Regions from separate parts of the Homo sapiens genome. Here regions 2 and 3 are each linked to region 1. Evidence: chromatin contacts called from ENCODE Hi-C or POLR2A ChIA-PET data. All regions are on one chromosome and are shown on one strand. Each heading gives the region's core, a stretch centred on a gene start or an enhancer-like site at or near the end of the contact. The rest is flanking DNA. Distances are from core to core; before and after follow the strand shown.

Region 1 (4,222 bases), core at 785-3,284:
TTTTTTTTTTTTAATTAGCCAGATGTGGTAGCTCACACCTGAGGTCCTAGCTACTCGGAAGGCTGAGGTGGGAGGATGACTTGAGCCTGAGAGATCAAGGCTGCTATGAACGGTAGTCATGCCACTACACTCCAGCCTGGGTGACAAAGCAAGACCCTGTCTCAAAAACATTTTTTTTTACTCTTTAAAAAATACAACGGAGGTGGTACATGATTGGGATTAGTCACATAGATGCCAAGTAATTTAGACCCAAAGGCAAATTCTGCTTCTGCCGTGAGGAGCTGCGTGACTAAGGCCAGTTACTGAACCTCAACCACGCAACAAATGTTTTTTGCTCACGCCTATAATCCCAGCTACTCGGCAGGCTGAGGCAGGAGAATTGCTTGAACCCAGGAGATGGAGGTTGCACTTTGGGAGAATGAGGCCAGCGGATCACTTAAGGTCGGGAGTTCAAGACCAGCCTGGGCAACATAGTGAAACCCTGTCTCTACCAAAAATACAAAAATTAGCCGGGTGTGGTGGTGCACGCCTGTAGTCCCAGTTACTCTCCAGGGTGGGAGATCACCTGAGCCTGGGAGGTGGAGGCTGTCGTGAGCAGTGATAGGCAGTAGGGGGTGTTGAATACATCTCACGGAAGGAATAAGTTTGGGCAAATAATTAAGGTTTGTTTTTTTTTTTTTTTTTTTGAGACTGGGTCTCACTCCGTCACTCCATGGCTGGAGTGCAGGAGTGCGATCATAGCTCACTGTCCCGTCAAACTCCGAGGCTCAGGTGATCCTCCCACCTCAGCCTCCCAAGTAGCTAGGACTACAGGTGTGCACCACCATGTCCGGCTATTTATTTATTTTTGAGACAGGGTCTGGCTATGTTACCCAGGCTGGTCTCAAACTCCTGGCCTCAAGCAATCCTCCTGCCTTTGCTTCACAAAGTGCTGGGATTACATGTGTGAGCCTCTGTGCTCAGCCTCTTTTTTTTTTTTTTTTGGAGACGGAGTCTCACTCTTGTTGCCCAGGCTGGAGTGCAGTGGCGAGATCTCAGCTCACTGCAACCTCCGCCTCCTGGGTTCAAGTGATTCTCCTGCCTCAGCCTCCCCAGTAGCTGGGATTACAGGTGCCTGCCACCATGCCCAGATATTTTTTGTATTTTTAGTTGAGACGGGGTTTTGCTGTGTTATCCAGGCTGTTCTTGAACTCCTGACCTCAGGTGATCCGCCCGCCTCAGCCTCCCAAAGTGCTGGGATTACAGATGTGAGCCATCACGCCCGGCCTCATTTTAAAATTTTTTGCAAAGATGGGGTCTTGTTATGGTGTCCAGGCTGATCTTGAACACCTGGGCTCAAGAAAGCCTCCCGCTGGGGCCTCGCAAAGTGCTAGGATTACAGGTGTAAATCACCAAACCTGGCCAAGAATTAACATTCTATGCTTGAACCCTGGAGGCGGAGGTTGCAGTGAGCCGAGACGACACCACTGCACTCCAGCCTGGGCAACACAGCAAGACTTTGTCTCAAAAAAAAAAAAAAAAAAAAAAAAAAAAGAATTAAGATTCTATTATACATAAACATGAAAAGCTGGAAAGGCTGAGAGATAGTCAAGCACCTTGGCAGTTGAATAAGGAAATCTGAGGTTAGAGAAGTCTGGGCTATAGATGTAGCTTTGATCCAAGTGTGGTTTCTCACTAACAAAAAATAAATAAATAAATAAAATAAACAGAAAAAAATAGCTTTGGGAATTGTCACCTTCAGTTTGCACTTCTGGGTCTATCAGGCCTCAGGAGCTGTTAGCCAACTGTTTCCCTGAAACAACAGCCTCAGGGGTCAAACAGGTTTCAGAATTGACAACACTTCCATTGTCCTGCCCAGGGGCACCCCTCAGCAAGGCGTAGGCAACTACTCTGGCCCCAGGGAACCCTTTCCACCACCCTCCTAGGATCCACAGCACTTCTACCTATGCTGCGCAGGGGAGCCTCTCAGCAAGGCACAGATATCTCTGGCCCCAAGGCGCCCCTCCCACCACCCTCCCGCAGACTCGGGGCGGTCGGCTCGGGTCGCGGCACCCCCTGGCGGCGCGCGGCGGGAACTGCATCAAGGTGGGTACGCACCGAGGTCCGGCCCCTGAACAGGCGCACGGGCTGGCTTGGGTCCCCGGTGCTGAGTGCAAACGTGCAGAGCGCATAGGCTGACTTGTCCTCGAACCCGGCCAGGAGCTGGTGGAGACCTGCGGGTGGGCAGTGAGGGCTCAGTGCATCCCTAATGGCCAACTCCCACCCCCACTCCCAAGACGCCCACTAAGGGTGGGGAGGGAGGAATTCCCTAAAAGGGGAAATTAGGTCTCAATTGGGGTAGCGGGGGCGGCAGAGCCCAAGGCAGTGGGACTAGGCTTGAAATGGAAGTCTCTGGGCATTCTCGCTTCCCTCTGGCACAGGCTGACGATACAAGGCTTTATTTAAAGTCAGAAAACTAGCCAATGCAGTGTGGACCTTGTTTGATTTCCTGATTCAAAACTAACCAACTGTAGGCCGGGCGTGGTGGCTCATGCCAGTAATCCCAGCACTTTGGGAGGCCGGGTCGGGCAGATTATGAGGTCAGGAGATCGAGACCATCCTGGCTAACACGGTGAAACCCCGTCTCTACTAAAAATACAAAAAAATTAGCCGGGCGTGGTGGCTGATGCCTGTAGCTCCAGCTGCTCGGGAGGCTGAGGCAGGAGAATGGTGTGAACAAGGGAGGCGGAGCTTGCAGTGAGCCGAGATCGGGCCACTGCACTCCAGCCTGGGCGACAGAGCGAGACTCCATCTCAGGAAAGAAAAAACAAAAACAAAAAAAAACCCACAAAAACTAACCAACTGTAATAGGCACTTTTTCTACAACCAAGGAAATCCAAAAAATGATTATGTAGTATTTTAAAATGATTATAGTTTACTTGTTTAACAGTTTTTAAATTTTTCACCTTTTAGAAATACAGTGGCTGCACTCGGTGGCTCATACCTGTAATCCCAACACTTTGGGAGGCCAAGGCGGGTGGGTTGCTTGAGCTCAGGAGTTTGATATCAGCCCCAGCAACATAGCAAGACCTCACCTCTACAAAAAACACAAAAATTAGCTAGGCATGGTGGCTTACACCTGTAGTCCCAGCTCCTCAGGAGGCTAAGGTGGGAGGATGGCTTGAGCCCTGATGGTGGGCAGTGAGCCGAGATTGAGCCACTGCACTCCAGCCTGGGCAACACAGGGAGACCCTTGTCTCCAAAAAAAATTAAAACAAATAAAAATAAAAATAAATACAAGCTGAAGAACTTACTGATGATATGATGTCTGTGATTTGCCTTAAAATACTGGACTGAGGAAAAATAAGGGGGGTTACAGATGTCACAAAATAGGCCTCGTGCTGATAACCCTGGAAGCTGGTTGATGGCAACTGAGGTTCATTATTCTACTATGCTTTTTTTAATTGACAAATAATAACTGTATATATTTATGCCCATTATCCTATTATGATATTCTACTATGCAGGTTTGAAATGCTCTATAATGTAAAGTGTTTTTAAAAGCACATAAGGATGGGTGCGGTAACTCATGCCTGTAATCTCAGCATTTTGGAAGGCCGAGGTGGGTGGATCACCTGAGGTTAGGAATTCGAGATCAGCATGGCCAACGTGGTGAAACCCTGTCTCTACTAAAAATACAAAAATTAGCTAGGCGTGGTGGTGGGCACCTGTAATCCCAGCTACTTGGGAGGCTGAGGCAGGAGAATCACTTGAACTCAGGAGGCAGAGGTTGCAGTGAGCCAAGATCACACCACTGCACTCTAGCCTGGGCGATGGAGTGAGGTTCTGTCTCAAAAAAATAAAATAGGCTGGGAGTGGTGGCTCATGCCCGTAATCCCAGCACTTTGGGAGGCCGAGGTGGGACCACCTGAGGTCAGGTGTTTGAAACTAGCCTGGCCAACATGGCGAAACTCCGTGTCTACTAAAAATACAAAAATTAAGCCGGGCTCAGTGGATCACGCCTGTAAACCCAGCACTTTGGGAGGCTGCGATGGGTGGATCGCCTGAGGTCAGGAGTTCGAGACCAGCCTGGCCAATATAGTGAAACCCCTCTACAAAAAATACAAAAAATTAGCTGGTCATGGTGGCAGGTGCCTGTAATCCCAGCTACTAGGGAGGCTGAGGCAGGAGAATCACTTGAACCCGGGAGGCGGAGGTTGTAGTGAGCCGAGATCGTGCCATTG
Region 2 (4,194 bases), core at 781-3,280, 330 kb before region 1:
ATAAATGGACTATCAAGGTACTTTAATGAGTATAGATTTCTTCTACTATCGAGTACATGACAACTACTAATATTTGTGGAGCTGTACTTTGTAAAATTCCAACGTTTTTGTCCATTAGCAGAAAAGTCCCTCTCTTCTAGAAGTTCAACAGCATCAACACCTGGGTTTAAATTGTGGTCCCACCAGTTACTTTGACAATCTACTAACCTTTTCCTGCCAGTTTCCTCAATTATAAATAAGCAGAAAAACAGAGCCCAGACCTCACTGAATTTATGGAAGAATTTTAAATGAGAAAATCCATGTAAACTGCCTGACGCTATGCCTGGCTCTCAATCTATGTTAGCCATTATTGTTGTTAAAACATAGTAGATAGTCTCCTGAATGAAATCACAAATACTAGACTTAAGTATCTTACCTGTAAGTAATATTAAATCCAGTCAAATTATAAGCAGCATCACTAAAAAAATGCAGCAAGGCATAACCTGATGTGGCAACAACCTCAGGGACAGTCTCATTGCCATCTCTCTCAGGAACAATGAGGCCACTGAAATGAAAACACACTTCTTATAGAGGGAAGCACAAGCACAGACATGTCAAATTGTAGCAGACAGAAATTAAAAACAAATCCGTCCTTAAAATTTAAAAACCACATCCAGGAAGACAGGCAAATTCCTGTGATAAACACACAGTGCTACCCTATCAGTTCTGGATCCTTGAGGAACAGATCTGAATCTTTTGCTAGGCTTCCTTTATTCTGAGTTGTATTTCTAATGAGATTTGAAATCAATGGCCCTATTCTTTTTCTTATAAAACTTTTTATACTGCTTCTTTGAAAAAATAAACCTCCACAATCACATAAAGTAACAAATTTTATGAGTGATGAATACCACACATATATTGCTGAAAGACATGAGGTTTTTGTTGTTTTTTTTTTTTTTTTTGAGACAGAGTTTCGCTCTTGTTGCCCAGGCTGGAGTGCAGTGGTGCAATCTCAGTACAATCTCTGCGTCCCGGGGTTCAAGCGATTCTCCTGCATCAGCCTCCTGAGTAGCTGGGATTACAGGTGCCCACCACCATGCCCAGCTAATTTTTTATAGTTTTAGTAGAGACAGCATTTCATCATGTAGGCCAGGCTGGTCTTGAACTCCTGACCTCAGGTGATCCACCCACCTCGGCCTCCCAAAATGTAGGGACTACAGGCGTGAGCCATTGTGCCCAAGATATTTTATATAAAATATTTATATAAGAATACGAAGAAGCTAAACAAACACCCATAACTCCAACACTGTTAGTATTCTGATGCATTTTCTTAGCCTAATTGATGTTATTTACATTGTATATTCCATTTTACAAATAAAACTTAACGCATTTTCTATATCATTAAAAGCTCCCTAGGTTCTTCTTAAGACCTCACTCACAACCCAGCACATGACGGATTCTAAATGTTTGTTGTGTGACTGGTAAAAAAAAAAAAAAAAACCTTACTGAGTAAAAGGGTCTAAATGATGCCTTTAAGACTCTAGAGCCATAATACCAACTTGCTTTCCAGAAGAGATATGTGATTTGAAATCGTATCAATACAGAATGAAGGGTCCATCCCACTTCACTCTGCCAACAGCAAGGACTACTAGTTCTATTTTAATTTTGTTAATTTAATAAGTAAAAAGCAATTTTTAAATTGTGGTTCTGAGTTCTTTTTACTCCTGAGGTTAATTGTTTTTCTTATGTCTACCTGCTGTTGCATTTCTTCATATGTCCATGATTTTTGCCCCATTATTGATTCACCACCACCACCACCACCACCACCACATTTGGTAAAAGCCTATATCCTTGCCAGGCCCTACGCAATCTGTCCCAGACACACAACCTCATGCTCATTCACTCTGACCTAGCAATTCTATTTCTTTGTAGAAGAAATACTTGCTCATGTACACGATGACCAATATACAAGAATGCGAACCACAGCACTGTTCAGATGGCAACAGGTTGAAACCCATCTAAATGCTCATGCCCAGAAATCTGACTGCATGAGTCACTGCATATTACCTAGGTCTGCGGGACTAACAAGAAGCTCAACAGGCATTCTGATAAGGGCATGGGGGAGAAGCAAGCTGCAAAACAATGGACCGTACATGTGTACACTTACACATACCTATATAAATGCATACAAAAATGGCTGGAAGAATCCATAAGCAAGGAATGAAAATGAGGAGGGGAAGGGATTTTCGTTCCTTTTGTTTTGCTTTGTTTTGAGACAAGGTCTCACCCAAGGTCTAGCTAGACCCAAGGTCTAGCCCAAGCTAGAGTGCAGTGGCATGATCACAGCTCACTGCAGTCTTGACCTCCTGGGCTCAAGAAATCTTCCCACCTCAGCCTCCTGAGTGACTGGGACTACAGGCACACACCACCATGGCTGGTTAATTTTTAAGACTTTTTGTACAGATGAGGTCTCACCCTGTTGCCCAGGCTGGTCTTGAACTCCTGGGATCAAGTAATTCTCCTGCCTCGGCCTCACAAAGTGTTGGGGTTACAGGCCTGAGCCACTGTGCCTGGCCCTTCATTCATTTTTTTTTTTTTTCTTGAGACCGAGTCTTGTTCTGTCACCTAGGCTGGAGTGCAGTGGCACAATCTCGGCTCACCGCAACCTCCACCTCCCTGGTTTAAGCAATTCCCCTGCCTCAGCCTCCTCAGTAGCTAGGATTACAGGCGCACCCCACCATGCCCAGATGATTTTTTTTGTATTTTTAGTAGAGACGGGGTTTCACCATGTTGGCCAGACTGGTCTTGAACTCCTAACCTCAGGCAATCCGCCCACCTCGGCCTCCCAAAGTGCTGGGATTACAGGTGTGAGCCACCACGCCTCGCCCTTCAATTTTTAATATGAAGACAGAACTCTAGGAACTCTGAAACTCTGGTGCTCCAGGAGTTACAAAACAGTGATGCATTTTCTACTATGTATTCAACTAACAAATATTTACTAAGCACTTACTACATGTGAGTCACTGTTCTAGGTACCAGGAATACAACAGTGAATAAGACTATGTCCCTGCCTTCATGTAGTTCACATTAGAAAAACAACAGATAAGCCCAGATACTCCCCACACAGGTGTGTGTATACGTAATGCCAGGTAGAGACAAATGCTATGAAGGGAAAGAGAGCAGAGGGAAAGAACAGAAGGTGCTACTTTAGAAAGGGTGAAAGGAAGGCCTCTTAGAAGAGGTGACATTTGATTGGAGATGTAAATGAAGGGTTAACCATCATCAGGCTTTCACTGGTTATATACACCAGAATCCCTTGAAATGCAGAAGGAATAAGTACTGACAAGATCAGGGCCACCTGGAAACAGGTATGTCAAAAGCAATCTTCGGCCGGGTGCAGTGGCTCACACCTGTAATCCCAACACTTTGGGAGGCCAAGGTGGGAGGACTGCTTGAGCCCAGGAGTTCAAGACCAGCCCGGGCAACATGGTGAGACCCCGTCTCTACAAAAAAAAAAAAAAAAAATACAAAAATTAGCTGGGCATAGTGTTGCATTTTTGTGGTCCCAGCTACTGGGGAGGCTGAGGTGGGAGCATCTCTTGAGCCCAGGAGGTTGAGGCTGCAGTGAGCTACGTTCCTGCCTCTGCACTCCAGCCTGGGGGAGAAAGAAAAGGAAAAGGGAAGGGGAAGGGGAAGGGAAGGAAAAGGGGAAGGGGGAAGGGGGAAGGGGAAGGGAGAAGGGGAAGGAGAAAGGGGAAGGGGAGGTGGAAGGGGGAAGGGGAAGGGTTCCTCTAGATCACACAGTCTAACAACTGCCCCACCAGCATATAACTTTCCTAAAAAAAAAAAAAAACTCTAAAAGGAATAATGTTCTTTTGAAGAATTTTCTCAACCACTCTCTCTGCTCTACCACCGCTACCACTGTTTATCAAATACACAGTCCAGGTGAACCACAGAGTGATGTATACCTGCTTGGCTCATGTTCCTACAAGGCTCCTGATAAGCTGATTCAAAGTGCCTGGCATACAACAAGAGCTCTGTGAATTCTGATTAACAAACACAGTAACAAGTGAATCCCCAACAAGTACTATTATGATAACATCACACTTAGTTTTGGGGCTTGTATTAAGGTCTGGGGTGCTTTTTGCTACAAGTTATGTTTCAAATGCTGGCATAAACATATACACTCCAACACTTGGCCAATGCCATTTTAAA
Region 3 (4,738 bases), core at 616-3,115, 460 kb before region 1:
CCCTCCTAGAGAGCCCTCTTTGTTTGGAATTTTCAGCCCTACTGTCCAAATCCAGCAAGAGGGAAGGCAGGGGAGCATTGCCATGAAGGCTGAGAGGCCCCCAGAGACCCAGCAGCTCCCAACCCAGGGCCCTCACTGGGATCCCCTAGGCCCATAAGGCCCCCATTCCACTGGTCAAGCACGGCACTGGCCTGAGCTTTGAGATTGCCCTCCCCATCCCCAGGAGGGGAAGGCTGGACACACACTGGGGTCACTCTGCCTCTGGGCCTCCCTGTCTGTCTGGCCTGGGCTGTGACCAAGAGGAGAGCCCCAAAGGGGCTCTGCTTCCCCCACCGGTGGGCCCCTGCCCCCAGGAAGCCTGCCAAGATGGTACAGAAGAAAGAGTAGAGGCTAGGTGTCCCCTCCAAAAGGCAGGAAACACTCACATTTCAAGATGAGGGGTATATATCAAGGGGCAGGGTACCAGGAGGGCAAGAGTAAAGATAGCAGGGGCTGCAGAGGAACAGGGACCTCGAGTATGGCCTTTTTCCCGGTGCAGACCTTTCCCCAATAAAGCAAGTGGCATTCCAGCCTCATGAGCTCATGCTGGAGGCCTTGTGGGGCCTGTGGCCAGGGAGGCAAGGACCATCTGCTCCCCACTTGCGAAGGAAGAACTCCCTCCAAAGACTCTGAGACCCTTGGACAGGGCCCCAGGCCAGTGCATTTTTGGAGAAAAGGAGTCGGGGGTTAAACATTCCGAAGGCGCAGCAGCCTCCCAGGAAGCTCCTGGGCCGGCTCCAACTCTGGGCCCCCAGCCAGGCTGAGTGGACAAGGGGGAAGTGGGGTGTTCCCACAGGGTGGGAGACGCCAAGAGGGTGGGGGAAGGAGAGAGGGCTGGCCGTCCAAGCCAGCCTCCTGACACCTAGCTGAGAGCCAGTGTGCTCTCTTGGCTGGAATGGCGTCCATGTTTACTTCGTGGGTCCAGTGAAGCAGGTGTCGGAGCCGGAGGGACGGGGGCTGCTGGAGGCCCAGGAAAACTTTGGAAGAGGGAGCAGTTTGCCAAAATTGGAAGTGGAGGAGTCAAATTTGAATTCTATAGGGAATGAGCAGCAGCTCATTTGGAAACAAGCCTCAGGTAGCAGAGGCTCTGAGGAGGCCCTGACCATGGCTACCCGATGCCCCCATAATGTCCTCAGCACCCCTCTGTCTTCCCCTGCTTTTGATGCCCCTTCTGGGCATGAAAGAAGAGGGCGGGCCAGGGGAGGGGCACCTTTCTGGGACCTCTGGTCTCTAGGGAGGATGCTGGTGTGCCTGGCAGGCTGTGCCAACGCCCTTCCAAGTGGCTGTTGTCAGGACTGCAAACATCCTGAGTTTGGGAACATCTTTGTATGTTCTCACCTCCTCCACGCCCTCCATAGTATGTGGGGGGTCCTGCTGACTCCCCAGCCCACGTTCTCCCCAAGAACTTCCTCCCCAGCCGGCTCCACAGGCCACCTACTCCCTGGCAGGCAGGAGGCCTGGAGGCCACCATCTCAGCTCCACACATTTTCTTGCCCAGGTCTCGAAGCCAGACATGGGGCTGGTGGCCCTGGAGGCTGAAGGCCAGGAGCTCCTGCTTGAGCTGGAGAAGAACCAGTGAGTGCCAGGCTGGGGTAGGGCTGGGAGGAGGGGATCAGTGTTGGGGGGCAGGGACTGACACAGATCTGTGCGGGTGGCTGGATGGGCAGAGGACCCCAGAGAGGGTGCAGATGACAGGGAGAGTCACGCAGGCCTGTGGTTGGCTCCCTGGAGGCTGAAGAGGACCGCTGAGGCTGTCAGCCCCGCTGTGGGGCACCTCCGCCCTCCCAACCCCAGGAGCGGCTTGTTAGCTCCCTGCTGGCGATGAGTGAGCACCACCTAGTGGACATTTGCAAGATATGCTGAGTCTAAAGAAATCCTAGAGGGAAAAGATGAGCCGGCACCCCAGGCTAAGGGAATGGCAGGGACCAAGATGCGGTGGCTTTGGGAGGCCGAGGCGGGCGGCTCACCTGAGGTCAGGAGTTTGAGACCAGCCTTGCCAACATGGTGAAACCCCGTCTCTACTAAAAATACAAAAAATTAGCCAGGCGTGGTGGCGGCGCCTGTAATCCCAGCTACTTAGGGGGCTGAGACGGGAGAATCGCTTGAACCCCGGAGGTAGAGGTTGTGGTGAGCCAAGATCACACCACTGCACCACTCCGGCCTGGGCAAAGAGTGAGACTCCGTCTCAAAAAAAGAGAAAAAAAAGAAAAAGAAAAAAAAAAAGAAAGAAAAGAAAAAAGAAAAAGATGCAGTGGCTACACTTGGGGGCAGCAGTTTGTCTGACCTGCCTGGAAGGTCTCCATCTACAGGGAGGGGAGCAGGGGGGAATGAATTTGGAGAGTCCCAGGAGGGCCAGATCACAGAAGGCCATTTTGGTGCTCAGTGTCCTGGACCATCCAGAGCCAAAGATTTTGAGCTGGGGAAGGGACAGGCAGACCTGTGCTCAGGAAGGTGCCTTGGGCTGGGTGGGGTGGGTGTCCGGGCTGGAGCGCAGGCTCTTAAAACCACCCAGATTATGTTATCAGTATATATCACCTACTGAGTGCTTGACCGCAGGCGCTGTTCTGAGCACTTGACACGTATTTTATTCTCCCTCGTGGAGTCGGATGGACAGGGAACAAACTCTAGTTCCACTGTGCCCAACCATATTTTCCCGACGTCCCTACCCTTTCAATGGGGTGGTCACATCACCTACCTCCTAGGGTGGCGGGTGTGTGTGGGGCAGGGGTAGGGGGCAGAGCTGGGGCAGGTGGTGGAATGCCTGGGAGGGGGGAAGCAGCCATCATTAGCGGGTGGTCTGGAGGTAATGAGGCCAAGGTGAGGTTGGGTTAAGGATTTTCTTTAAAGAAGACAGATTGACTTATGATTGATCCATCCGTGTGGGAAAGATCCTGTTGAGATGGAGCCTGAAGATGGAATCATTACCGGAGTGGGTGTGGAGAAGGCAGGGAGGGTGGAAGCAGCGTGGGCAGGTGGCGATTCTGTTTTCTCTGGAGGCAGGGGGTGAGCATCAATCACTGAAGGACAGGTGGGAGGTATGTGGGGTCTAGAAGTCTGAGGAAAATATTTCAAGGATCTAGGGCAGGTGGGGGCAAGAGGGTCGACCAGATGCCCAACAAAGGAGGGCAGCAGGCAGGGGAACTGGGGGAGGTCACCGCATTTCCCCAACTCCAAGTCCCATTCTTCGGCAGTGTCTCCTGACTCCTCCCCTCCCGATCCTGTGGATCCTGCTGCCTGCTGCAGGTCCCCTGGGAACCACAAACTCTTCCCCTATTCCCACTCCTCCCCGGCGTCCTCCCTGGTGCTTCCCATATTCACACCTCCCACAACTAAGCCATCACCAAGGCTCCTTCCTCTAGCCCCAAGAGTTTCTGATCTGAGCAAGTCACCATTGCTCCTGTCCCTTCCCTAAGACACACTGTGAGTGTCTCACTCATAAAGCTGCTCCATTAGCATTTAGGGAGGAAGGCTGGGAGACATCCTGGAGGAGGCAGGAGGAAGCTGAATTCAGTGTTCCCTGTAACACCCCCTCTCAGCAGGCTGCTGGCCCCAGGATACATAGAAACCCACTACGGCCCAGATGGGCAGCCAGTGGTGCTGGCCCCCAACCACACGGTGAGATGCTTCCATGGGCTCTGGGATGCACCGCCAGAGGTACCCCCCCACCATTCCTACCCCTACTCCTCCTTGCATTCCTAAGGGGCGGTTGGAGCCAGCCCCTACCACACCCTCCCTCTTGCCCCTCTTGCTCCAGCCCTGGCTGAGATTTGGGGCTGGCCCCTTCCTCCCTAGGATCATTGCCACTACCAAGGGCGAGTAAGGGGCTTCCCCGACTCCTGGGTAGTCCTCTGCACCTGCTCTGGGATGAGGTGAGCTCTGGGAGAGGAGGCTGGGCCTGGGATGGGGAAAGAGCTCCCTCACACCCGCTCCTACCCCTCTGCACCCTAGTGGCCTGATCACCCTCAGCAGGAATGCCAGCTATTATCTGCGTCCCTGGCCACCCCGGGGCTCCAAGGACTTCTCAACCCACGAGATCTTTCGGATGGAGCAGCTGCTCACCTGGAAAGGAACCTGTGGCCACAGGGATCCTGGGAACAAAGCGGGCATGACCAGCCTTCCTGGTGGTCCCCAGAGCAGGGTCAGGGGCATCGATCGGATGGGAGTGGGAATGCTGTATCTATAGCCCTCCAAATCAGAAGAGACGGGAATTCACAGGCCTCGAGTCCCAGTATTTTTATTGAAGTCTGAAGAAACAAGTTCCAGAAAACATGTTAAACTTCCTTCTGGGAGCTGGGATTGGTGGTCAGGGCTCAAGCCCAGCAGCTTCCACTCAGGGTCCCCATTTGCACCTCCGCAGGGCAGGCGAGAAGCGCGCAGGACCCGGAAGTACCTGGAACTGTACATTGTGGCAGACCACACCCTGGTGAGGAGAGACCCCAGGGGTTGGCGGGGTCAGGGATGGGGCCAGCTCAGCCCCTCAAGCCACCGGGATTTCTGCCTTCCCAGTTCTTGACTCGGCACCGAAACTTGAACCACACCAAACAGCGTCTCCTGGAAGTCGCCAACTACGTGGACCAGGTTGGGGGCGGCGGGGAGAGAGCGGTGATGGGGGTGGCGGCGGCAGGACAGGCAGGTGCTGGTGGGGTTTGGGGAAGAGGAAGGGCGCCCCACGAAGGACCACCGGCGCGATGGGGCGCCC

Evidence for each region. A loop is a pair of places that touch in the nucleus more often than their neighbours do. ChIA-PET counts read pairs that join two places held with the same protein, here RNA polymerase II (POLR2A). Pooled maps may share reads with other maps.
Region 2: POLR2A ChIA-PET joins it to region 1 with 14 read pairs in OCI-LY7. The contact joins two enhancer-like sites. A Hi-C loop is called at or near these places in 1 of 37 single-sample maps with no recorded cell type and 1 of 50 pooled maps. POLR2A ChIA-PET finds 5 or more read pairs at or near these places in 3 of 52 experiments (CD4-positive, alpha-beta T cell, HEK293T and OCI-LY7).
Region 3: a pooled map shows a loop between it and region 1 (3-fold over the local background). The contact joins two enhancer-like sites. A Hi-C loop is called at or near these places in 2 of 50 pooled maps. POLR2A ChIA-PET finds 5 or more read pairs at or near these places in 2 of 52 experiments (A549 and Panc1).

Annotation. Positions count from the first base shown.
Region 1 is chr20:3,216,508-3,220,729 of GRCh38, reverse strand. It overlaps ITPA (inosine triphosphatase), which reads right to left. Exons shown (of 8, transcript NM_033453.4): 6 at 2,098-2,213. Among named protein-coding and RNA genes, the nearest start is that of ITPA, 9.1 kb to the right of the region's middle. RefSeq lists a silencer at 1,859-2,128. Within about 2 kb of position 2,034, at least 2 of the 41 ENCODE cell types and tissues checked have a DNase peak (open chromatin) inside an H3K27ac peak, as active enhancers do.
Region 2 is chr20:3,542,112-3,546,305 of GRCh38, reverse strand. It overlaps ATRN (attractin), which reads right to left. Exons shown (of 29, transcript NM_139321.3): 4 at 416-544. Among named protein-coding and RNA genes, the nearest start is that of ATRN, 73 kb to the right of the region's middle. Within about 2 kb of position 2,030, at least 2 of the 41 ENCODE cell types and tissues checked have a DNase peak (open chromatin) inside an H3K27ac peak, as active enhancers do.
Region 3 is chr20:3,673,943-3,678,680 of GRCh38, reverse strand. It overlaps ADAM33 (ADAM metallopeptidase domain 33), which reads left to right. Exons shown (of 22, transcript NM_025220.5): 3 at 1,538-1,614; 4 at 3,576-3,654; 5 at 3,832-3,908; 6 at 3,988-4,177; 7 at 4,397-4,462; 8 at 4,546-4,617. Among named protein-coding and RNA genes, the nearest start is that of ADAM33, 5.7 kb to the left of the region's middle. RefSeq lists enhancers at 1-338, 942-1,544. Within about 2 kb of position 1,865, at least 9 of the 41 ENCODE cell types and tissues checked have a DNase peak (open chromatin) inside an H3K27ac peak, as active enhancers do.